2 separate regions of the Homo sapiens genome follow, and region 2 is linked to region 1. A link is a contact called in ENCODE Hi-C data. All regions are on one chromosome and are shown on one strand. The core of a region is the stretch at or near the end of the contact, and the rest is flanking DNA. Distances in the headings are between cores, read along the strand shown.

Region 1 (5,926 bases), core at 2,777-5,276:
CTGGACAGAGGGGCCTGGTCTCCATGGAAGGGCTCCCTAACAAACCTCTGCTGAACAAATTCTTTGGTGAAATCACACCCAAGGAAGAAACCAGTTTTGGCTTTAACAATATGCCCTTTGTGTGGATAATATTCACCCTCCAGGCTCTCTCATAGAAATAGAAAAGTCACTCTAAAAAACCCCTAACTCCATCTGATACCCTGACTGAAAGCTAGGGTAGCCAGCAATGATGAACAGGAGCAATGGCAATCTTGGCAACCAAAATACTTTCCGAAGCCTTTTCCAGGAATATCTGTAAATACCTATATGCACCTACTATATGCCCACTGAGTCTCCCAATAGTTCTTTCAGAAACATCCTCTCTGAATAGATGGAGAAGCTAAGGCCCAGAGAGGGCCAATGATTCCCCAGGGTCAGAAAGTGGTGGCAGGGCAACGCCAAGAAGACTGGGTCCTCCACATCCAGGCTCAAGCCCGAGGCAGCGGCAGCCAGTGAGAATGAGATGAGAAGCTGCAGCCCCCAGGAGGCATTCACACCAGGCCAGAGTCTGCAAGGTGCTCACAGCCCCATGAGGCTCCAGTCCTAACAATGACTTTGGGTCAGAGGACTGGACGGACAGCTGCCTGCCTACCGGAAGGGCTTTGGGCTTTTTCTGGCCAAGTGGTTTTTTTGAGGCTGGAACTGCTCAGTTGGGGGCCCTGCCTCAGCCAATCCACAACCTCTTCTTTCCCAAACTCTCCTTCAAACTTACCTCTCTGGGAAAGCCCTCCCTGTCTGAGTCCCCAGCCCCAACAAATTCTATTCACTAGAGCCAAGGTGGGCTCTAGAGTCCTCAGCAGTAAGAACCGCATCTTCCCAACTAGCCTGGCTTCCTGGAGGACTTCAACAGCTGGCTTCCTTTTTCTGTATCCCCTTTAGTGCCCAGGATGGAGATGGGCACACCCAACCACATCAGCTGCCTCCCCAACTCTGTCCCCTCTCACCACACGACAGGATGAAGTTAGGCGAGGTCAGCATGATGAAGGGGAAGGTCTGGAGGAGGCCAAAGTAGACGAGGTTGGTGAATAGGCCCACTCCAATCATGCTGGTGGGGAAGCGCTCAAAGACGTAGAGGCCAATCAGTACAGCGGTGGAGAACTGAAACAACCAGAGGCAGACAGTGCAGGGCGCTTCTTCCAGGCAACGTTCCTGGACTCACCAACCCCCAGCCCGCTCTGGGCAGCACTAGGTTCATGCTTCAATCTCCTCATTTCACAGGTCTGGCCTCCCCAGCTAGGTTCTCTGCTCCCAAAAGGCAACATTTTTTTTTTTTTTTTTGAGACGGAGTCTCACTCTGTCATCCAGGCTGGAGTGCAGTGGCGCGATCTCCTGGATTCAAGCAATTCTCTTGCCTCAGCCTCCTGAGTAGTTGGGACTACAGGCATGCACAACCACGCCCAGCTAATTTTTGTGTCTTTAGTAGAGACAGGGTTTTGCCATGTTGGCCAGGCTGGTCTCAAACTTCTGATGGCCTCCCAAAGTGCTGGGATTACAGGTGTGAGCCACCGCACCCAGCCCATTTCTCAAACTTTTTGACAGCAACCCACAGTAAGAAAAACATCTGCCAGGCGAGGTGGCTCACGCCTGGAATCCCAACACTTTGGGAGGCCAAGGCAGGCAGATCACCTGAGGTTGGGAGTTTGTGACCAGCCTGACCAACATGGAGAAACCCCATCTCTACTAAAAATACAAAATTAGCCAGGCATGGTGGCACATGCCTATAATCCCAGCTACTCGGGAGGCTGAGGCAGGAGAATCGCTTGAACCCAGGAGGCAGAGGTTGCGGTGAGCTGAGATTGTGCCACTGCACTCCAGCCTGGGTAATAAGAGCGAAACTCCATCTCAAAAAAAAAAAAAGAAAAAGAAAAACATTTTACACTGTGACCCCAACACATATATACATATATATGATTCAAAGCTCAAATTTCAATTCTATTTATGTTCCTTTTTTTAAAAAATGCTGATTGTGACCTACTATACAGCCAAATAATGAATCATGCCTACAGTTTGAAAAACACTACTGATAAGTACCTACAGTTGTCAGTGCTTAGCAAATGACAGTTGGCTGAATGAAGGGCTAATTACTGTGCCAACACCCACAAGCTGGGCCTCTGGACCAGAGCTGAGGGCTATAGTCTTGCCTCCACTGTGAACTCCCAACCTCAGCCATGCCCAGAGTGCACATGGCTGCTGACACCAGGCGACTTGAGGGGCTGTGGACGCTTTCTCTCCAATGGCACCCCTACCCCCAGCCTTTCCTGCAGCTGAAGGAAGTCTGTCCACCAGCAGTCACCCCTATGGCTTTGATATCAGTGGCAAGGACTGTGTCTTCAGTAAGAGAAGCCTCCCATGAGACCAGGGAAGGGCGAGGGCAGCGAAGCTGTGCCGATCTTAGGACAAATCACTTGATCCGATTAGAAAGATGGCAATGAACATATATGCAAAACTGTCTTATGGCTCCTCTAAGTTTTAAATGCTGTGAGCAGAGCAAAGGGCTAAAGACAGCGGGAGAGAGCTAAGCAAAGTCAAATCTACGGTCTTGTCAACAGAGAAGTACACTTCGCTGTCACCTTAAGGACTAGAGCACAAGGCCTGCAGTGAAACAATGCCACTTGGGGAAGGCGGCCAGGGAAGATCTGGGCCCAGGAGTGCAGACCCAAAAGACAGCGTTCAGGGCAAGGAGGTAAGAGTGTATGCTCAGGAAACAGCAGAGACACAGGCCTCATCATCCATGCCAAACTCTCCCCACTTCCTGCTTTTGAGGCAGGGCAAAAGAGTGAGGAGGACTCCTGGAGAAAGATGCCACTTACCCAGATCATGTATTTTATGATCCTGCTGGTGGCCACTGTGTATTCTTCTATCAGTTCTGCCAGGTAATAGAGTCCAGCCGCTGCAGGGTGGGAGGCAGGGAGACTATCAGCCAGGGTCACTCCCACCATCCTGGTCACCCCTCTCTCTGCAGCCCAGTCCCCATCCACCCTTCATGGACCCCAGAAGGTCAAGAACAAACCAAACATCCCATGTGTTGCCCTTCCAAGTCTGGAGAAGTAAAACTTTCTTAGGGCAACTAAGGACAAATCTCATAAAAATCAACGAAAGTCTGCATTTGATGCCACAGTACAATGATAACCTCTGGCTCAGAAAACGGAATTTCACGTATTCAATAAACACCTGCTGGGCACTTGGCATGAGCCAGGTCCCTGGGCTGAGAATACAGCTGAAAAAGACAGACAAGGGTCCTTCCCTGACCCAGCTTGGGAAAGGGAAGGGGAACAGTAGGGAGAGACAGACGAGTTTAGTGTGAGAAATGCTACTTTAGGGAAAGGACAGGGCACTGCTGGACCATCAACCCCTGTGGACTTCCCGGAAAAGATGACATCTCAACTGAGGCCGAATGGGAACCAGCCAGAGGAGAAGTGTCAAAGGTGGAGAGAGCAGGGAGCATGAAGGGCCAGAGGCGCAAAGGCGGCGGTAGGCGTTGGGGAAAAGTTCCGCGCGGCAGGCCCGCGAAGAGTGGGAGCCGCAGCGGTTAGCGGTCCGCAGACGCGGGGGCGGCACTCGAGTCACCCTTTCTCGGGCAGTGCCGGAGCGGACTCTGTGACACCTGGAAGGAGCCACGGTCAGGCCGGGCTGCCAGGCTCGACAGGAGGGGCAGGATCAGGCGGGAAGGGGTTGGGGCGGCGAAGGCCGGGAGCGCCGGGCAGTGGTCCCCCGAGTGGCTCCGAAACCCCCGCGATGCGACCCCCAACGAGCACCGATGCCGGGGCGGGAGCCCGCGCGGGCCGGGGTCGTGCAGTCTCACCGACAGCCAGCGTGATGAAGGCCACCTGGATGAAGAGCGACAGCCAGCTCAGCAGGTACATGAACCACATGGCGCCCCCACCCGCCCGCTCCCCGGCCACCGGGACGGGCCTGCGCGCTTCGGCTCCGGCGACACACAGCCGCCACCGCCGCCGCCGCCGCCGCGTCCCCGCCCCGCGGACGACAGGACGACGGTGCGCCGCCGCCGAGAGGAGCCCGGCCCTAGCGCTGCCCGGGGCCAGGCTCGCGCTAGCGCCGCCCGCCGGAGAGGAGGGCCAACCGCCGCTGCCCCGCCAGGATCCCCCGCTCCACTGAGGGGAATGAATGCAGACCGCTGCAGCCAGAGGGAGGCGGGACGGTGCCCAGGGGCGGAGACGACCAAGCGCCCATACTGGGGCTCGGAGTGCAGCCTCCAGTCCCTCCCTGTGCACTCCCGTACCAGCCTGGAGGTGGTCCAGGGCCGGACAGGGCCGCCCGACCGCGCCCCAGCAACCTCCCCAGAACCTGCCTCCCGGCAGGTTGCGGACAAGTCTGTCTCTTGCTATCGCAGGTGATAGGGACAAAATTATTGAATTCCTAATATGTGCCACGCTCTGTGATAAAGGCGAGGTGTGTTCTTGTCGGAAATTTGAGCAGATAATGTAAATCATTTTATAGACGGGGAAGCCGGGGCCAAAGGAAGTTGCCCTGGGTCATGCACCTAGGAAGCGGCACAATCAGGAGTTGGGGTGATTTTAATCGGTCATCCTCCGGCCTAATTCCCCTCTAGGCTGTTCTTTTGGGGTACATTCTGCACCTTTGTATCGCCTGCACCTCACCCCTTGCCGGGCACGCAGGGCGTCCGCTAGGCGCTGGATGCATTTACTACACCTCTGGGAGGGTTCCTGAGGGGCACCTGGAACCGGTTAGTCCTTGTCAACAAGTCTCCCATCTAGTGGCGGAGACAGGCATGCAAAATAAAGTATGTAGAACAAGAGTCTAGTAGGCTTATTTCAGAATCATATTTTTCCTGCATAAAAATACGTATTCCTAAAAAAAACAATTACCGTATGATTTAGCAATTCTACTTCTGGGTATATACCCAAAAGAACTGAGAAAGCAGAGACATTTGTATACCAATATTCATAGCATTATTCACAATGGTCAGAAGAGGGAAGCAACCCAAATGTCCATCGGTTGACGAAAAGATAGACATAAAGTGCTATAAACATACAATGGAATATTATCTAGCCTTAAAATGAAGTGAAATTCTGACACATGCTACAACATCAATGAACCTTGAAGGCATGATGCTAAGTGAAATAAGCCAAATAGGGAAGGACACACATTGTATGATTCCCCTCATATGAGGTACCCAGAGTAGTCAAAATCATGGGCAGAAAGTTAAATGGTGCTTGCCAGGGTCTGGGGGACAAAGAATGGGGAGTTACTTTTTAATGGATACAGGGTTTCAGTTTGGGAAGATGGATGGTGCTGATGGCATCACAACAGTGTGAATGTGCTTAATGTCACTGAATTGTATACAGTGTTACAGAATTGTAAAATGGTTAAAACGGTCAATTTTATGTTATGCATAGCTTCCCCCTCCCCCCAACAAAATACATAAGATTACAAAGCCCATCCTGGCTAACACGGTGAAACCCAGTCTCTACTAAAAATACAAAAAATTAGCCGGGCTTGGTGGCGGGCGCCTGTAGTCCCAGCTACTCAAGAAACTGAGGCAGGAGAAGAGCGTGAACCCGGGAGGCAGAAGTTGCAGTGAGCCGAGATTGCGCCACTGCACTCCAGCCTGGGCGACAGAGCGAGACTCCGTCTCAAGAAAAAAAAAAAAAAAAAGATTACAAAGCAGGCTGGGCACAGTGGCTCATGCCTGTAATCCCAGTACTTTGGGAGGCTGAGGTAGGAGGATCACTTGAGGCCAGGAGTTCAAGACCAGCCTGGGCAAAGAAAAATTTTAAAATGGCCAGGCATGGTGGTGCGTACCTGTAGTCGCAGTTACTCTGGGCTGAGGCAGGAGGATTACTTGAGTCCAGGAGATGGCGGCTGCAGTGAGCTATGATTGGGCCACTGCATTCCAGCTGGGATG
Region 2 (5,926 bases), core at 2,096-4,595, 340 kb after region 1:
ACATATTTACTGGCTCAGTTAATGAAATGGCCCTGACTCAGAGGTAGACAGATAGATCGTTAAACCAGACTAGAAGAGCCATAAATCCATTTTTATACATGGGAATGAAATAGTTTTTGTTATTTGCTTTTTAAGGGGAAGATATATTTCAATTATGTGAAAAAGGATGGTTTACTTAACAGCTGGAACCTTCATGATTGCCTTTATTCATTTGGAAGAAAATGAAGCTAGATCTACCTCATACCATAAAAATTATGTTAGATTGATTAAACATCTAAATGTAAAAAATAAAATTGTGAGGTTGTAAACAAAAGTGAACAATTATGAACTGTGAAGTTTAGATAACTCAGGAGAATTTTGTGTAATTTCTGGGTGTGTATGCTTCAAGGGAGTGGGATGAAAAGAAGACTCAGAAGTCATAAATGAAAAGATTGATAGATTTGATTTCATGACCATTTAGTTTATAATAGCAAAAGATAGAAACAAAATTTCAGTGAGGAGAAACTAATTGCCACATATTTGACAAATATATAGTGAGAGCTACCTCCTGATAAGAGACAATCACTTCACTAGAAATATGCACAAATAATATGAAAAAGAGTTTTTTTAAATGAAGAAATACACATGGCTCCTGCCAAAGCCTGGGCACGGGAGCCTGGCTGGGAGTTCACCCTCGGCCCCTTTGTGTTGCCAGTTTATTATCACCAGATAAAACAGTTAAATGGAGACTTAAAAAAAAAAAGAAAGAAATACACCTGGCTAGTAGATATGAAAAGATGCTTGACAGTGACACACACACACACACGCACACACACACATACACACCATCAGAGTCATTCATTCTTTCAAGAAATATTTGCTGATTTTCTACTGCGTACCAACTATCATTCTCTGTATTGGAAATAAAGCAGTGAAGAAAACAGACAAATATCCCTGACCTCAGGGAGCTTACATTTCTAGTGGAGGAAGATGGAAAAGAAACAAATAAATAAATTATTGGTATATCAGAAGGTGATAAGTGCTGTGCAAATAAATAAAGCCATATAAGGGGCCCACATAAAGGAAATGAAAGAAATTTCATAAGTTACTTTGCCTAACTCTAGGGAAATGTTTGAAAATCTAGATGAAATGGATGCTTTTCAAGCAAAATATAAATTACCAAATTCATTGTGGAAGAGAGAGAAATTCTTATCCAACTAAATATCATAAAGTATCAAGAGAAAATTAGAGAAGAACAACTCTCAGAAAAAGCACCAAACAAGATATTTCAAAGGTGAATTATTTCAAACTTTAAAGAACAGGTAAGTCCAATGATATTTAAAGTATTTCAGGTTTGAGAAAGAAGTGAGTTTGTAGGGAAATGGTTATTTTCTTTTTTTTTTTTTTTTTTTTTGAGACAGAGTCTGACTCTGTCACCCAGGCTGGAGTGCAGTGGCGTGATCTCGGCTCACTGCAACCTCTGCCTCCTGGGTTCAAGTGATTCTCCTGCCTCAGCCTCCCGAGTAGCTGGGATTACAGGCGTGCACCACCACAGCCAGCTAATTTTTATATTTTTAGTAGAGATTGGGTTTCACCATGTTGGTCAGGCTGGTCTTGAACTCCTAACCTTGTGATTCACCTGCCTCAGCCTCCCAAAGTGCTGGGATTACAGGCATGAGCCACCTTGCCCTGCCTATTTTCTTACATATTTAGTGGAAGTGACACTTTGTAGAAACTTTTTGGGAAGTTTTTCTACAACACCTATTAAAATTAAATGTATGTACACACATATACATTTAATCTAGCATTCCCACTATGATGATTCTAGCCTTTAGAAATTAAAGCATAATTTGGTAAGTCTTTGTATACAGCAGTGTTTGCAGTAGCAAAAAGACTGGAAACAACTTCAGTGTTCAACAACAGGCTGAATAATTGCTGAGGCAGCTATACTATGAATATTATACAATTATTTAAAAAAGGATTATATGGTTTACTTGGAGAAATGTCAGTAATCAGAAAAGCAAATAGCTAATGTGTGAAAAAAGAAAACATTTCCTGTTACATGCAAATAATGTGTTTGTATGAATATAAAGAAATGTATGGAAGGAAACTTATCAAATGTTAACATGGGTTATTTGGTGTTTAGGGGGAGCTTGTTGGCTTTTTCTTTGTTGTTTTTGATTTGTTGTCCCTAGCAGGATTTTTGGTTTGAAATGAAAATCCGATAAGATATCTTTTTAAAACGACTTTTCTTTTTAGTCTTTCAAATGCTTGTTTTAATGTGAATAAAAGAAATGCATTTGCTTGAGTGCTAGGTAAAACCGATGTGTGAGACTCAGGGTGGGTGGTGTGATTTGTGTGGTATGCATACGGCAGGGCTTGTAGCTTTACCAGATTTTGAACAATGACTGGGTTTTCATATTGGTGTAGTACAGCCACCTCGAGAAGATAAAACATTGCATAACACAGTTCTTTAACGTCTGTCATCCCAAGGTTTTCCATGGGTAAAATGGAGATTACAAATATCTACCACACAGATAGGGCTTTTTATTGTGAAATGACAAAAGGATTTTCAGAGTGTTAAAGTTTTAGCTGAATAGCTTTGGTTGAATTCTACTTTACAGTTTTGAGTAGCTATGACACACATCATTGCCATAGGGATCAAAAGGTGCAAGGTGACAGGATAAAAGCAGGCAAAATCTTGACCATACAAAGCATTATATTAACGTGCTAGGCGCGAATATAACCTGTTATAATATAATGTTGTTATTATTATTTGAGATGGAGTCTCACTCTGTTGCCCAGGCTGGAGTGCAGTGGTGCAATCTTCCCTCACTGCAACCTCCGCCTCCCGGGTTCAAGCAATTCACCTGCCTCAGCACCCCCTAGTAGCTGGGACTACAGGCGCGCGCCACCGGCTATTTTTTGTGTTTTTAGTAACGGGGTTTCACCCTGTTGGCCGGGCTGGTCTCGAACTCCTGACCTCAGATGATCCACCCACCTCGGTCTCCCAAAGTGCTGGGATTACAGGCGTGAACCACCGCGCCTGGCCATATAATGTTATTATTGAAGGCACAAATGATCAGGGAAGACTTCATGAAGGAGGTGAGACAATATAGGTCTTAAAAGGATGAGCGGTTTGGAGAGGACAGGCACAGAACCAGCAAAAGAGTGAAGACGGCGCTGGAGTTTTTTTTTTTTTTTGCCGCACGCCTTCGCCGCCACCACGCGGGAGCGCCCCTTCCGGGAGCCCGCTCCGCCCGGCTCTTCTCGGGCTTCGGGCGAGCGCGGTGCCAGCGGTACGCAGGCGCCGGGAGCCTACGAGGGCTCGCAGGAGCTGGGAGGCGCGCATGCGTGCAGCTCTTTGGAGGCGGTAGCGTTTTCGGCGTCGAGACTGGAGGCTGAGTGCTAAACTGTGTGGGGCGCGGATGGGATCCAGCTGTTAGTCGGGTAGGCATAGGTAGGACCGCTGCCCTGTGGGGAGTAGGGGGTTGGAAGGCGGAGGCCGGTATCGTGGGGGTCCTGAGCCCTTCCTGTGAGATCCGGGCCGACTATTGTATCTGTGTCGCAGCGGCTCCGCACAAAATGGCGGCGGGCAGACGGCGGGGGCGGGAGGAGGTTGGGGGACCCCCGGGATGGGAAGGGAAGCTGTGCTGTGCTGCCCTGCTCCGTCGTTTATTCACTTCGCTACCCGGGAGGGCCCGTCCGGGTACTCGTGAAGGACCCTGCCTCGAGAAGAGCTGCCTGACGCCGTTGCACTGGGCCGAGGATCGTGAAGAGCCCTTTGGCGAGGCCGAGGCGGCCCCTTCCCCAGCAGCGCCCGGCCTGCCGAGGCTGCGCTGGGCCTGACAGCCGAGGAAGCGGTGGTGAGGGAATGCCGAGCAGGGAGGAAGCGTTCCCGTCGGGCCCGAAGAGGCGGTGGAGTTTGAGCCGAGCCCTCTGACCAGCGACATTGTGCAAGAAGCGTGGAGAGAAGAGCGTGTTTGTGTTTGGGGTTGGGGAGGGGGTGTCGGGATGAAGGAGGGAATGTTAGGATCCAGCGGCTTTTCCGGGCTGGTGTTCTGTGCTGCGTAGTGCAGGTATGAAACCAAAGAAAATATCACCTCTGTGGGAGACTGAGGACTCATAAATGGTTGTGATACCTAACAGTATTTCCAAATTTCTCAGAGGAATTGTGAAAACAGAACGTTAGTGAATTGTTTTTGTGTGATTCTTAGCTTGGGCCCCGTTCTCTTAAAGGAAGGGGGAATGTATATATCACAGACTGGAATCCTTGAGAACGTTTGAAATAGATCTTTTGTTGTTTGAGGTAATTGTTAATGAGGGATACTTCAGTATTACAAAATCATGGATTGAGCTATAGAGTGAAGGCTACCTGAAGCTAATTTTTCTTAATCTTAAAATTTGTCCTTAGGCGAAGTTTGGGGCCAGGACCAGAAATTGTAGTAGTTTAAAGGAGTCCCGATGAAAAACTTGTCACCAGGATCCAGCGATTTATGTTCAAGTACTTTTTCCAACGAGCTCTGGAATTTTGCACAAAAAATTTTCTGCTTTTTCCCCTCATTTGTTGTAAAGGATTATTTTTTCAGGGATGTTGTGCTTGCTGGTTCAGATTTACAATTAAAAATTGATAACCTGGAGAAAAGGATTGACCAAAAAAAGGTGAATTTAAGGAAGTTTTCGGAGAAAAACAAACATGTAAATGACATTCAAATAGCTTTAAATTTTGTTAATGATTAGACATTTGAGACTTAGTGGACTTATGTTGCTGTCTTTTAAAAAAGTTTGACAGCATTTTATATTTTATTTTGTACTCCATATTCTGTAATATGTACTTCTAAATAATTACAGGGCGTCCCAGCATGTTATACATTAAAATATGCTGGGCCATTCCTTCCTTGGGGATTTATTTGTCTTGGAACCAAGAAAGGGTAAATATAACAGTTGGAAGAAATCACAAAATCTTATTCGTTTTTATTAACTAGTTTTCATAATGTGTTTATGGTCACATATTTATTGTATATTGGTTGTATTTGTTTTGTAATCCTTTTTTGCATTTTGTTTTGGAGGGTGTATACGGCAGGTACTCTAGGTTAAAAAGGTTTAGGTACTGTAGTTTAAAAAAGTCATCACTTTGTACTTGACTATCTTAGGGTTTTTCTTGGGTGCTCTTAAGTAGGTGATCTCCGGAAATTTTGTTTTTATGTAAGTGGAAGAAAATGAGACAAGTAGTTTAGTGGAAAGAGAATAGGCTTTGCAGTCGGAAGATCTGGATTCACATCTCCCTTTTCCTCAGTATGTGTGAGACTTTGGTAAATTATTTTAGTCTTTCTTGAGCTTTTGTTTCCTTATCTCTAAAATGGTGACATTATTACTTCCTGCTTGGGATTTTTGTGAGTGACTGTTAAGTGAGACAGTGTATGGAAAGCTCGTATTCCTTGGCACATACTAGGTGCTTAATGTTAGCTGTTACTTGTATTTCAAAATTGAAGTGCTTAGGCAGCATTGTTTGATAGAAAATTATAATCTGTGGGTATTCTCTTCTAATTAAACGGCTTAAAAGGATTTAGAGTAATAGAATTTTGGAGTTGAAAGGCCCTCTAATCTAACTTTCATTAAAATATTTTGTGCTTCTATAAACTTTTTACATGCCTTTCTTGTAGAACTTATCAATATATATTGTAACCATTTATATGATTGTTACGTTAGTCTTTGTATCTTTCCCAGTGCCTGGTATGTATTAGATGCTCAGATGTTGAGTGAATGAACTCAGCTGGTAGTCACCAGAGCCTGGACTCTAAATCATGCTCTTTCCACTGTACCTTAATGTATACTGATTAAGGTTTGGACTAAATTTGTCCAAATCCTTAATAAAATGCCTTATATACTTAGAAACAGTACTTCCAGTATTGGTACCCAGTAACATAGCTTGGGCTGTTTTGCAAGG

Evidence for each region. A loop is a pair of places that touch in the nucleus more often than their neighbours do. Pooled maps may share reads with other maps.
Region 2: a map of CD8-positive, alpha-beta T cell shows a loop between it and region 1 (15-fold over the local background). The contact joins the promoter of ZNF638 here to the promoter of TEX261 in region 1. A Hi-C loop is called at or near these places in 4 of 168 maps with a recorded cell type or tissue (CD4-positive, alpha-beta T cell, CD8-positive, alpha-beta T cell and naive thymus-derived CD4-positive, alpha-beta T cell), 6 of 37 single-sample maps with no recorded cell type and 10 of 50 pooled maps.

The regions. Positions count from the first base shown.
Region 1 is chr2:70,990,847-70,996,772 of GRCh38, forward strand. It overlaps TEX261 (testis expressed 261), which reads right to left and starts at 4,027. Exons shown (of 6, transcript NM_144582.3): 1 at 3,842-4,027; 2 at 2,850-2,929; 3 at 984-1,137. The coding sequence starts at 3,911. RefSeq lists silencers at 3,599-3,688, 3,719-4,248 and an enhancer at 4,789-4,838.
Region 2 is chr2:71,328,437-71,334,362 of GRCh38, forward strand. It overlaps ZNF638 (zinc finger protein 638), which reads left to right and starts at 3,346. Exons shown (of 28, transcript NM_014497.5): 1 at 3,346-3,439. RefSeq lists enhancers at 2,939-3,626, 3,627-4,312 and a silencer at 3,146-3,355.